Regions from separate parts of the Homo sapiens genome. Here region 2 is linked to region 1. Evidence: chromatin loops called from intact Hi-C (ENCODE). Cell type or tissue: heart right ventricle. All regions are shown on one strand. Each heading gives the region's core, and the rest is flanking DNA. Links, peaks and the distances in the headings are about the cores only.

Region 1 (5,383 bases), core at 207-5,206:
AAGCCACACTGCCTTATCTTCCTTCTGATGCATCTGATCAACACCCCCAAGGAAAGGCAGTTAAGGTGATTCTGTTTCCTTTTGCCATTTCTATTCTCAAGTGAAGGAGAGGTAGAGATCTGGGGGGAAAGAAGAAACGCCCTTTTAGCACAGAGGACCTGATCACCCTCGCCACTGTCCTTTATAGCAATTTAGAAATAAACCTTCAGGTGTACACTTTACAACTTGGACCATGCCATTAATGTCAGTCCCAACTATAATACCACCGTCATGCACTCTGGCTCCTGCTATTCCTCAGAAAAGACTGTAAATCCTTGCAATCTGTAGAATCCCCATTAAAGCTCTGAATAAATGTCCTCAACAATTAAAATTCATTCATTACATGAATTTTTTTAAACTCGCAGTCTTGCATATAAATAGCAAAGGGAATGCTGCATGCAGCTAGTCCATAGATTAAGCAAAGCAGACAGATAAAGATATACAAGTAGCCACAGGACTGGTGTGAATTGTGATTTATAAGCCAAATAGGAAGAGAGGGGAATAGTGTCTCCTCTGGTCATAAGATTTTGTTCATTTTGTCTATTTGTAGACAAAAGTCTACAACCTACTTTCAACATAAATGTGTGATCCATTTCTGTCTCCAGGAGCACAAATTTTAGGTATATTCGGACATCCATCCTTCCCCTTTCAGCCAGGAGCCATGCAGATGTGTAGGAATGGAGGAGTCATCATTTTACAGAAGAGGAAACTGAGGTTCAGAGAGGCTACGTGATGTCAAAAATCATAGCTGCAGGCCTGGCGCAGTGGCTCACGCCTGTAATCCAAGCACTTTGGGAGGCTGAGGGGGGCGGATCACCTGAGGTCAGGAGTTCGAGACCAGCCTGGCCAACATGGTGAAACCCCATCTCTACTAAAAATACAAAAATTAGCCAGGTGTGGTGGTGGGTTCTTATAATGCCAGCTACTCAGGAGGCTGAGGCAGGAGAATCGCTTGAGCCTGGGAAGCGGACGTTGCAGTGAGCCGAGATTGCACTACTGCACTCTAGCCTGGGCAACAAGAGCGAAATACCATCTTAAAAAAAGAATCATAGCAGACGTTAGGATCAGAACCGATCTACAGGAATGCAGAAGTTTCTTCACCCCTAGAACTTTGCTCTTTTATGCATACTCAGTATTTCTCAAGGTATGCTCCACAAGACACAAGTGCCTAGAACATAGGTGCTTTGTGGAAAGGAAAAGACAAAATGTCATGGTCGTCATGGTCAGATAAGTTTTGGAAGTGCTGGATCAGACAAATTTAAGTGGGCTTTTTCATTTGTTTGTTTGGACTGTAGAACTTATAGGACTTGTAACAAGATTTCTTTCCACAAAAGTTGGGGGAGTGGGGAATGCACAGATAGTGCCTACAGGCTTTCTCAGACTCTGACATCAGAACACTTTTTACCGCATGAAATAAATACCTGGGAGCCCCTTAGGGTCCAGCAACCTTTCACACAACGTAGCTTAGAAAATGCTGTGCCGAGCCCCTCTTTCTCAGCTATTTCATGGGCTGGAATGGCATTTGTCCACATTTTGTGGGGCTTCCTTGTCTCTCTGCAGATGCTTCTGAGCCAAGTCCAGAAGACGTGGGAAGTGGGGTCTCTTGGCACTGATGTAGCTACAGCACGAAGGTATTGTGTTTCTCCTTCCTAGGCACCCAAAGTGAGAGCAGCAGGGCGCAGCAGTGCCCAGAGCTGACTGATGGCATCAGGAAATCTAGCTCATCCCAACCACAGGCAGTTTTTAAAATTGGGGTTGTGGCTCCCCCTGCTAAAGGTATCCTCACAGGATGTCATATCAGAGCTCAGCCCCCGAGTGAGAAACAGTTATGCCTAGGGGTATGGAAGGGAAAAAGAGGAGGAAACGGGGGCTTTAATTTCCATCCCTGACTTTTTCCCGGCTGCCTTTGTAAGACTTTGGTCACCTGCTCCTAAAATGCCTCTTCAGCTGTGTTTCTACAGAGGTGTTAACTGCTTTCCTCACCGGGGACTGTGCAAAGGGAGACCTCTGTTTCTGGTTCAGCGACATTACCCACGGACCTTGTTACCAACCTTGGCGACCAGAGAACGCTGATCTCCAAAGGTCTAGACCCGGTGAAACAGCGTTCGGTGGCCACTGACCGGTTTCCAGAGTCAGAGCTCCCCCTGCTGGAATCCAAAGCACGTCGTAACCCTGTCTGGACGTATTTTATTCCACAAGACCGTGCAGCCCTGATTGAGTGAACTTTCCACCAGCCACTTTATCCTCATACACAGGCATTTTCCGAGGAGGACTTGAGCCGACATCAGTGTTTGGCCATTCGCGGTTCTCGCTTCCCCTTGGTTATTTCCCCTTCGCTGAAATATATTCTAGTTTTCCCAGCCCAGATCTAATTGGACTCCTCCGGGCTGGGAATTTAGGTTTGGGAGATTTCCCAAATTAAACCATGAAGTTTATCACTAATATAATTACATTTCTCAAATACCAGACCTTTTGCATTGCTCATCTAGATGGGGGAAAGGAAGAAAGGAAAAAGTGAGGAAGGGAGGGAGAGAGGGAGGGAGGGAGGGAGGGAAGGAAGAAAGGAGGGAAGGAGGGAAGGAGGAACAGTGAGTCCTGCTTTTCTATCATGGGATAATAACATGTCTAAAAAAAGTGTTTCCCTTAATTGGGACCCAGGGGACGGAGAGTAGAAAAATACCTCCAGAAAGTCCCCCTTCGGAGTGGGGTCTAGAGCACAGATGTTGGGAATCAGGTTTCACTCTGCTCCAACAGCTCAGCCTTTCCATGCCATAAGGACCCTGCGCTGTCTGCCGAGGAAAACAACGAACAGTAAACCTTTGCTCATTTCTAGCTTCATCTTCAGAGACCGGATTCTCCAGAATTCCTGTGGCTGAGTAATTCCATGTCCCTTGATTTGGGGAATTCCTCCTAGGTAAAGCTTTAACAGACACCATTCTATTTGAAATCGCAAGTACTGTGCATCTTTTCATTTGCTAAAGGAGAAGAAGAAGGGAAAGAAGGAAGGAGTAGAACCCAGTCAGTGTGAAATGTGTATCTCTCCTGTGGGACAGCGGCAAGGTTTTCTGCTGGTTTTCTAGATCAAACGAGGACTCCTTATGAACTACTGGCACAGAATTTCGAGGCTCTTTATGACTTAGAATTAGGGAGCATGTTGGCTGTGTTTTCCTCCTCCAAAGGTGGAATGTGTGGCCATTTTGGGGCACCTTGAAAATAAAAAATGGAAAGATACCAAATGCAAAAGCCTAAATAAAGGCATACCTCCTTCAACTCAGTAAATAATTATTCAGATTTACAAAAATGAATAAATAAGGGAGCAAATCTTCATTTTACAGAAGTATGCATACACCATGAGATTCCTTTACATTCCAAGTTCCCCTGATGCATAAAACATATGACTAGATTTACAAAAACTTGATTTACACAATTTTTTAGGAAAACAACTTTGCAGAAAGATTAGGTATGATTAGATGCTAGAAGAGCTCTTCTCTCAAGGGAAAACAAATGAGCTTAGCTAACGGGAGATGGTGGAGTTAATAACCAAAAAATTCTTCATGCCATTTGAAAGAGTTGATTTCAATATTGTGAAGTTCTTAAAGATTTCTTAGGCAACTCCAAATGACTGCTTACAGGCATGGGAACAGAACTCCTGGAAGGGACTGCAGCAGGAAATGGGCAGTGTTCAACCCTTTCTGAACTCAAGGGTTCCAGAAGAGAGCCCGTGAGGCCAAATGTGTCAGCTAGGAAATGATAGGGTCTGCCCCCTGTAGGGCAAAGGGAACCTGTACGTTGTCCTTGAAGGACTGACATATTCCTCTCTCCTTCTAAACGCCAGTCCTTCCACTTCTATGAGGATAAATACTGGAGAAAGGAGAGAAGAGGAGGGGAGGGGAAGGAGAAAGGGAGGAGAGGGAAACCTGTGTGGCACTGAGGGCGTTTGGCTGAAGCTAAAAGAAGAAACCTAATTCTAAGTGAATACATTTGTTCCAGAGAGGTCTAAGAAGACTCTCGGAGCCTTGCAGCCTGGAGCTGGATTTTCCTCTGAAGCCCTGCCATGCAAAGGGCAAACAAATGACCATGTAGATGATGCAAATGAGGGTTTCTCATGTATTTCTCCCTGAATGATCGAAGACGCTTCACTTTAAAATTCATACTCAGAATAATTAGCCATTCTAACCTTTAAAAAAAAAAGAGTTCACATGCATACTCTTTTCTAATAAATAAATACTGCCCTGCACCATTTTGAAATGTCTAGGAATTTCCGTCATATTGTGGTCTAATCTCTGATTTGCTTTTAGCCTTCTGATCTGCAGGAGAATCGGAGCTATGCGAATCCACATCCAGGTTCCTTTCTCACCCTTTTATTCTCCCACGGCAGCATTTGGAGATAGCTGGAGAAGGAGGTGTTCTCTTTCTCTCCCCTCTCTCTCTCATAGACGCAAAGCCACAACAATGTTGAAAATCTGTGCAGACGTCCACTTCTGTTAGCTTCCATTTCTGTGCATGCTACAGTATTTGTTTATGATTTTGCACCCGTTCTGGTGATGCAGCACATTTACAGCTCATGAATATTTGATACTGAATTAAACAATTTGTCATTCTATTACATAAAGAGCACAATTTAGTTCAGAGCAAACCATTTGAAAGAGAACTCATTATTATGATACCACGATTTTATTTTATTTTATTGTAGTGTTTTGATTGTTAAATAGACAATACATGTCTTTCTCTCTCTCTTTTAATTTTTTTTTTTGTCTAAAAGATGAAACCCTGCCTTTTACTTTGCAAACTACATTACTTATTTTCATTTAAATAAGGGAAAGTATTTTTCTAAAATATTAAATTGTTTAACATGCGCCCCTTTAGAAAAAAAAGGACCATGTTTGTATTTAACAACAATTCAGCTAAAAGACAGTTCAGAGACTCATCAGCAGCCCAGTTCGCTTGTTTGTCAATGAAGGATCTGTGATCGTGTTCTGTGCAAGTTGTTTTAATAATATGGATTCGTCTAAATGAATCTACGCAGGCACAGACACATTAGAAATGTTGGGTCTTTACCAACATAATCATTGGTTTGTGCATCTGATCAGGGCATCTACTGGGAGCAATGATGAAAATAACTAGGGTTTTGTTAGGAGAGCTAGACAGGCTACTGGTTCTTCTGCTCCCCACTCTGTTTTGTGGTGTTCTCTATCCCAGATTTCCAGAGCTGACCTTGGGGCAGGGATGAAATACTGCCTCAGGAGGGCCTGGCCCTGCGTGCCCTGTACCCTAAGGTACAGACTGAATTCCTGCCAAGGACAGGGGCAGCTTGTTCTCTACCCTGGACCGCTTGTTCTATATC
Region 2 (5,383 bases), core at 325-5,324, 350 kb before region 1:
TATTTCTGAGGTAAATAATTGCCCTTTTTCACTTGCTCAGTTCTAAATACATATCATTACGATTTCTCCAAATTTACTAACACATCTGTCAATCAATGTCTATCAATGATTTGTCCAGTTGCAAACACTTGATCATCTCTATTTTTCCTCCCACAGACTCCTGTCGCAGAGTCCTCACCCTCTCTCAGATTTGGACGGGGTTGCTATTTGGGTGTGGGGGACGTCTACATCCTCTGTCCATGTCAGATATCCTCTTCCCTGGAGCTCACGTTTCTTTTTGGTTGAATCTCTCCATTTGTGGAAGGATATCTTTCAGGAGCTTTGTAAGAAAGGGCATATGGAAGTAAATTTTTTTTTTTAGACGGAGTCTCTCTCTGTCACCCAGGGTGGAGGGCAGTGGCTCAGTCTTGGCTCACTGCAACCTCCACCTCCCGGGTTCAAGCGATTCTTCTGCCTCAGCCTTCCGAGTAGCTGGGACTACATGCACCTGCCACTATGCCTGGCTAATTTTTGTATTTTTAGTAGAGACGTGGTTTCACCATATTGGCCAGGCTGGTCTCAACCTTGTGATCACCTGCCTTGGCCTCCCAAAGTGCTGGGATTACAGGCATAAGCCACTGTGCCTGGCCGGAGGTAAATTTTTTGATTATTTGCAAGTCCAAGTATAAATTTATTCAGATCTCATATTTGATTGAATACTGGACTGAGTATACAATTCTAGATGGAAAATAACTTTACCTCAGAATTTTGAAAATATTTGTGTACGTCTTCTAGCATCTAGAAGAAGGCCTATATTATTCCAATTTCTTTTCTTTTATATATACTGTATTTTTTTCCTCTCTAAAAACTCTTACGATATGCATTCTATTCCTGGTATTCTGAAATTTGAGACTTTTTATCCCTTTTAATCTCTTTTCAAAAGCATGTTAGAAAAGTTTCCTGAAAAGAGATGCAAAGTTTTCTGAAATTCTATGACCATTAAAAAAAAACAAAAACTTCTTTGGGGGAAGGCTAGAATGTTAGTTAGTGGACATAATATCTGAAAGTATCAGAAATTTTTGAAGCTGAATTAAATATTCAATACTTTTGCTTTATTTACATGAGTGGTTCTCAGCCAGGGGTGATTTTGCCACCCAGTGAAATGGGGCAACGCCTGGAGGTATTTTAGGTTGCCTTGACTTTGGGCAGGGAGGGATTGCTACTGGCACCTAGTGGGTAGAGGCCAGGGATGCTGCTCTACATCCTGCAATGCACAGAAGATCCTCACAATGAAGAATGATCAGGCCCAAAATATCAATAGTGTGATTGAGAAACTCTGCTTTAAAGATTTCAAGTTTCTTTATTAGTAGAAATGCCAAAAATTCTGAGTAGATTGGTTTTGTTCTGCATTCATTCATAGGATCTCCGAATACTACACACATACTCATAGAATCTCCAAATATTTCACACATATTTAATTGCATGTCTAGTAAGTGCCAGGCACCATGCCTGCTCTCACAGAACTTAAAGTCTCTTGAAATAAATTGGCTCGCTTTTTATTTTTGGTATATTTAGGGAGTCTATGAAATAGATTATTTTTTCCCTCAATTTTAGGATCATAAAAACAAATTTCTTGGAGGAAAAGACAACCTCTCCGCTTTGGTCTTGTGCTTTCACATCACTGACCCTAGCAAGAGAGTGCTGGAAATGGTGAGGCGGGGAGACACTGTGTTCAACAAGGATAGAGACACCTCTGTGATCTCAGCACTGCAATTCACTGCAGGCTGGAATGCTTGTCGAAGACGCACATTCCTAGGTCCTCAGACAAAAGGAATCAGAATCACCGAGATGTAGCTGAGACTCTGGGTTCCAACAAGCTCCCCAAGTGGTTTTATGTTCACCAACATCTAAGAACCTCTGGCCCAGACCCTGTGCTATTGTGGAAATGGGTGTGAATATTCGGATCCAGGGGTGAAAATGGTGGTAATTAGTGCACACAGCATCTTTAATATTAGGAATAAGATGAAGCATTAACATTGCGTTTAGAGCACTACTCTGTCATCAGACTGCTCGATTCAACCCTTAGCTCCATCATTAATTAGCTGTGTGACACTGAGGAAATGACCTAACCTCTCTGAGTCTCTGTTTCCTCATCTGTAAAGTGGAGATAATAGTATACATAGTTCATAGGGTGTATGCTGGGATTCATGTGAAATACTTTCTACAGTCTGGCACATAATCAGTGCTCAATATTATAGTTATAAAGAGACACAACTCTTGGAATCCTGAGACAGTTCTTGAGATCCAAGACGCTTCCTGATCTAAACTTCAATGATTTCTCCAGCAAAAAACGTCCTCCTCTCCAGACTTAATGCATCCACAGGCTCACATACTGTGCACGGTGTGTGTACATACACATACCCGCTGCCTGTCTTACACATGCACACATGCTTTCTCACACTCACACACACTTTCACACATGTTTTCTCACACACACACTCTCTCACACACACACTCACACAAGTTCTGTCTCACACATACCCCCCTCACACATGTTCTCTCACACTATTCACACTCACACATACACACTCTCACACATGGTCTCTCACAGACACACTCACACCTGTTCTTTCTGTCACATACACACACTCTCTCACACATGTACACACACACACACACCCCTCTACCACTCATAAGGTGGCTGTTCCTCGGGGTCTAGCATCTGTTTGACTTTCTTTGTTCTGGAAAGGCTTCTTGTCAGCACTGTCCTTTCCAAGATCTGCACTGCACTGTGGGCTGGGGCTGTGATAATTAGTCCCTTTCAGATGGCTCAGGCTTAATGATAATGAGTGGGCAGAGCTGCGTGGCTGCAGGCTGGGAGCAGGAGGTGGAGAGGGTATGGCTAACGGCAGAGTCCGAGGCTGTAACCTGGGGTGGCCAGAGCCAGGACACCCCTCTTTCCTCTCTATGCCCTGCGGGGCCAGGTTTGGGGGCACAGTGGAGATGAAGCACCCTCCTGGTGGCAGACCTCACTTGCTTGAGGCCTCAAGGAACGCGGAATGTAACCAGAGCTAAGCACAGGCGCTGAGAGCCCTCTATGGGCTCTTCCAATTACAATGTTGTGATTAGCCACACTTCCTGCTTGGAAAACAGGCAGGCAGATATTTAAAAGGGAAATCCTACTGTGAGGTTTGGATGGGATTTCAAATGAATTTTTTCTGCAAATAAGATTAAAGGCAGAAAGAGGAAGGGATGCTATTCAAAACTTTCCCGAGGGCTAGGGCTTGTTGAGCTATAGAACAAAGGATGCCCAGAGACCCCGGGAGCTCCAGCTCCCTATAACTTCATGATATGCTGGACTTTCCCAAGCGAGTGACTTTAACCATCATTCAGATTGGGTGGGCAGTGGAGACATGGACAAGACCTTAAAATGTTTTTTTTTTTTTTTTGGTACAAGAAGATTCTCTTAAGCAGGTTTGTTGCTGTCAGCAAACAACTGTTGAGCATCTAGCGGGGACACCTCAGGAAATTGTTTGGGTGACTGGGCAAGTTGTGTAATCTCTGTCGTCTTAGTTTCCTCATCAGGAAATTGGGATAACCATAGGACTTATCTCAAAGGATTGTTGTATGATGGGAGTGAATGCTTATAGAGCACTTAAAGCAGAAGCCGGCACACACTCAGCCTTCAGGAAATGTGAGCTCTTGTTCTCCTGAGGAATTCATCAATATTGTAGGTCAAAGAGCTCATAGTCAGGTTTGCCAAGGTCATCGCAAGTCACGGTGAAAGTCTATGGCTTTCTATTACGTGTTCAGGTTTAAAAGAGTGATTGCTTTATATACTCAACATTTTCTGGAAATACAAATGTACGTTTTGAAATTTAGTCCCAAAAGGTAGTTTACAGCACCCTCCATTGTGGTGGTGATGACCCACATGCTGAAAGAAAGCACGTTGTATTTAATACAAAGGCTGCAAAAAACCTGCTTGAACATTAAACTTTACAGAGGAACACATAAAATGCACTGGAGCAAAAATTCCTCAACTCTTCTGCCACCAGCAGATGGGGTTAAGGGTCCCTTAGTCTCTCTTTGGACTTAAGGAAAATGTGGACTTCTGGACAACCTTTGTAAGGACACTACCTTCTGTACTTTTTTTTTTGCCCTAGGACTTTGGGAAAACAGATTCCAATCATACAGAGATATGACCCAGAATATTAAAAAAAAATCTAGTGTTTTGTTCATTCAGAAGTCAAGTGATGACTGTTAGTTGAAAAGTATATTTCTGTTATTAAAGAAGCAAATTAAAATCACAAGAAAACAATGGAATGATCAGCTTGCAAAGTTATTTGCGTTGATTAAAAGCACCAATAAATGTGTCTTGGTTCTATAACTGCTTCATCTGGCACTTGACATGTAATAGATTTTTTTCACAGTATAATATCTCCATTGAAATACAATTATTTTGCAGATTGCTCAACCGAATACTCTTATAAACATACTGTTAGGGGGACTCACCCCTGGTGATCATCAGGGTATCATGACAATGTGCACAATTGATGGACATGAGAGGAATGTGGCAGCCAAGCTCGGAGCAGAGAGGGTGATTTGTTGCAGAGCAATTATTCTAATGCATTTTTAAAAGCGTAAAATAAAGAATCATTTCATTTGCTGAAAAGATATTTTAGGTGTTTCGTTAAAGCAGTGACAGAATATTTTGATTGTCAGGTTTTTTTTTCTTTATAAAGTTAGATAATTACATTTACCAGTTAAAGAATTGCCATTTAAAAATAATATTTTGTCTAAATGTTTAAAGATGTCTATTAAAAATGTATACTGAACATGACAGTGGCCTTTTCATGCTGTAATTCTAGTCAGTGGTCCGAAAACAATTAGGCTGAAAAAATGAACATTTATTCACTGCTAGCTGGAGAGTCAAGAATCTGTAGAGTATATTATGATTTTTAAGATTGTTTTATGTTTGCTCAGATAACATATCTAAGGAAGGTGGCTTATGTGTGCATTTAGTTTCTTCAGTAATCTCTCCAGTGGGCAAAGCCCCCAGTAGTCTGTGTTCCGGGGAACCCATGATCTCATGCATAAGAATGTGGAGGACATCGGGGGATCTTTAATGAAACAGCCAAATGTGACCTATCTATTTAGGCCCCTCGTTCATCTGGCATATACACTGGCATAGCTATGCTAGTTACAATACTGAAATATTTGCTCACCTGTCAGAAGCAAGTCCTTCCCCCAAGGCCCCCGTGTGGCCCCCTCAGGCCACTCCCTGAGACCCTCCAGGTAGCCCCCAACCCAACGGGCAAAAGATGAATGCCTGCCTTGGCAGAGGCTGCCAGCTTGCTCCAGCCTGGAGTTTTTTTTTTAACTTTTAGAACTTTTTATTTTTTCT

The links. A loop is a pair of places that touch in the nucleus more often than their neighbours do. Peaks named below come from ENCODE experiments on the same cell type or tissue, not always from the same donor. Only the 100,000 strongest peaks of a DNase experiment are listed, where the experiment ranks them.
Region 2: it touches region 1 in a loop (5-fold over the local background); 20 of 110 quality-filtered maps call a loop at or near these places.

The regions. Positions count from the first base shown.
Region 1 is chr2:173,399,383-173,404,765 of GRCh38, reverse strand. No RefSeq gene overlaps it. Among named protein-coding and RNA genes, the nearest start is that of CDCA7, 47 kb to the right of the region's middle. RefSeq lists a silencer at 2,101-2,270. In heart right ventricle, for the core only: CTCF peaks have their summits at 1,980, 2,184 (motif pointing left) and 3,792 (motif pointing left); a DNase peak (open chromatin) is centred at 2,175; H3K4me3 peaks cover 1,193 bases; H3K27ac peaks cover 722 bases; H3K27me3 peaks cover 1,572 bases.
Region 2 is chr2:173,748,173-173,753,555 of GRCh38, reverse strand. No RefSeq gene overlaps it. Among named protein-coding and RNA genes, the nearest start is that of SP3, 210 kb to the left of the region's middle. In heart right ventricle, for the core only: CTCF peaks have their summits at 1,210 (motif pointing left), 3,056 and 4,023 (motif pointing right); a DNase peak (open chromatin) is centred at 2,995; H3K27me3 peaks cover 602 bases.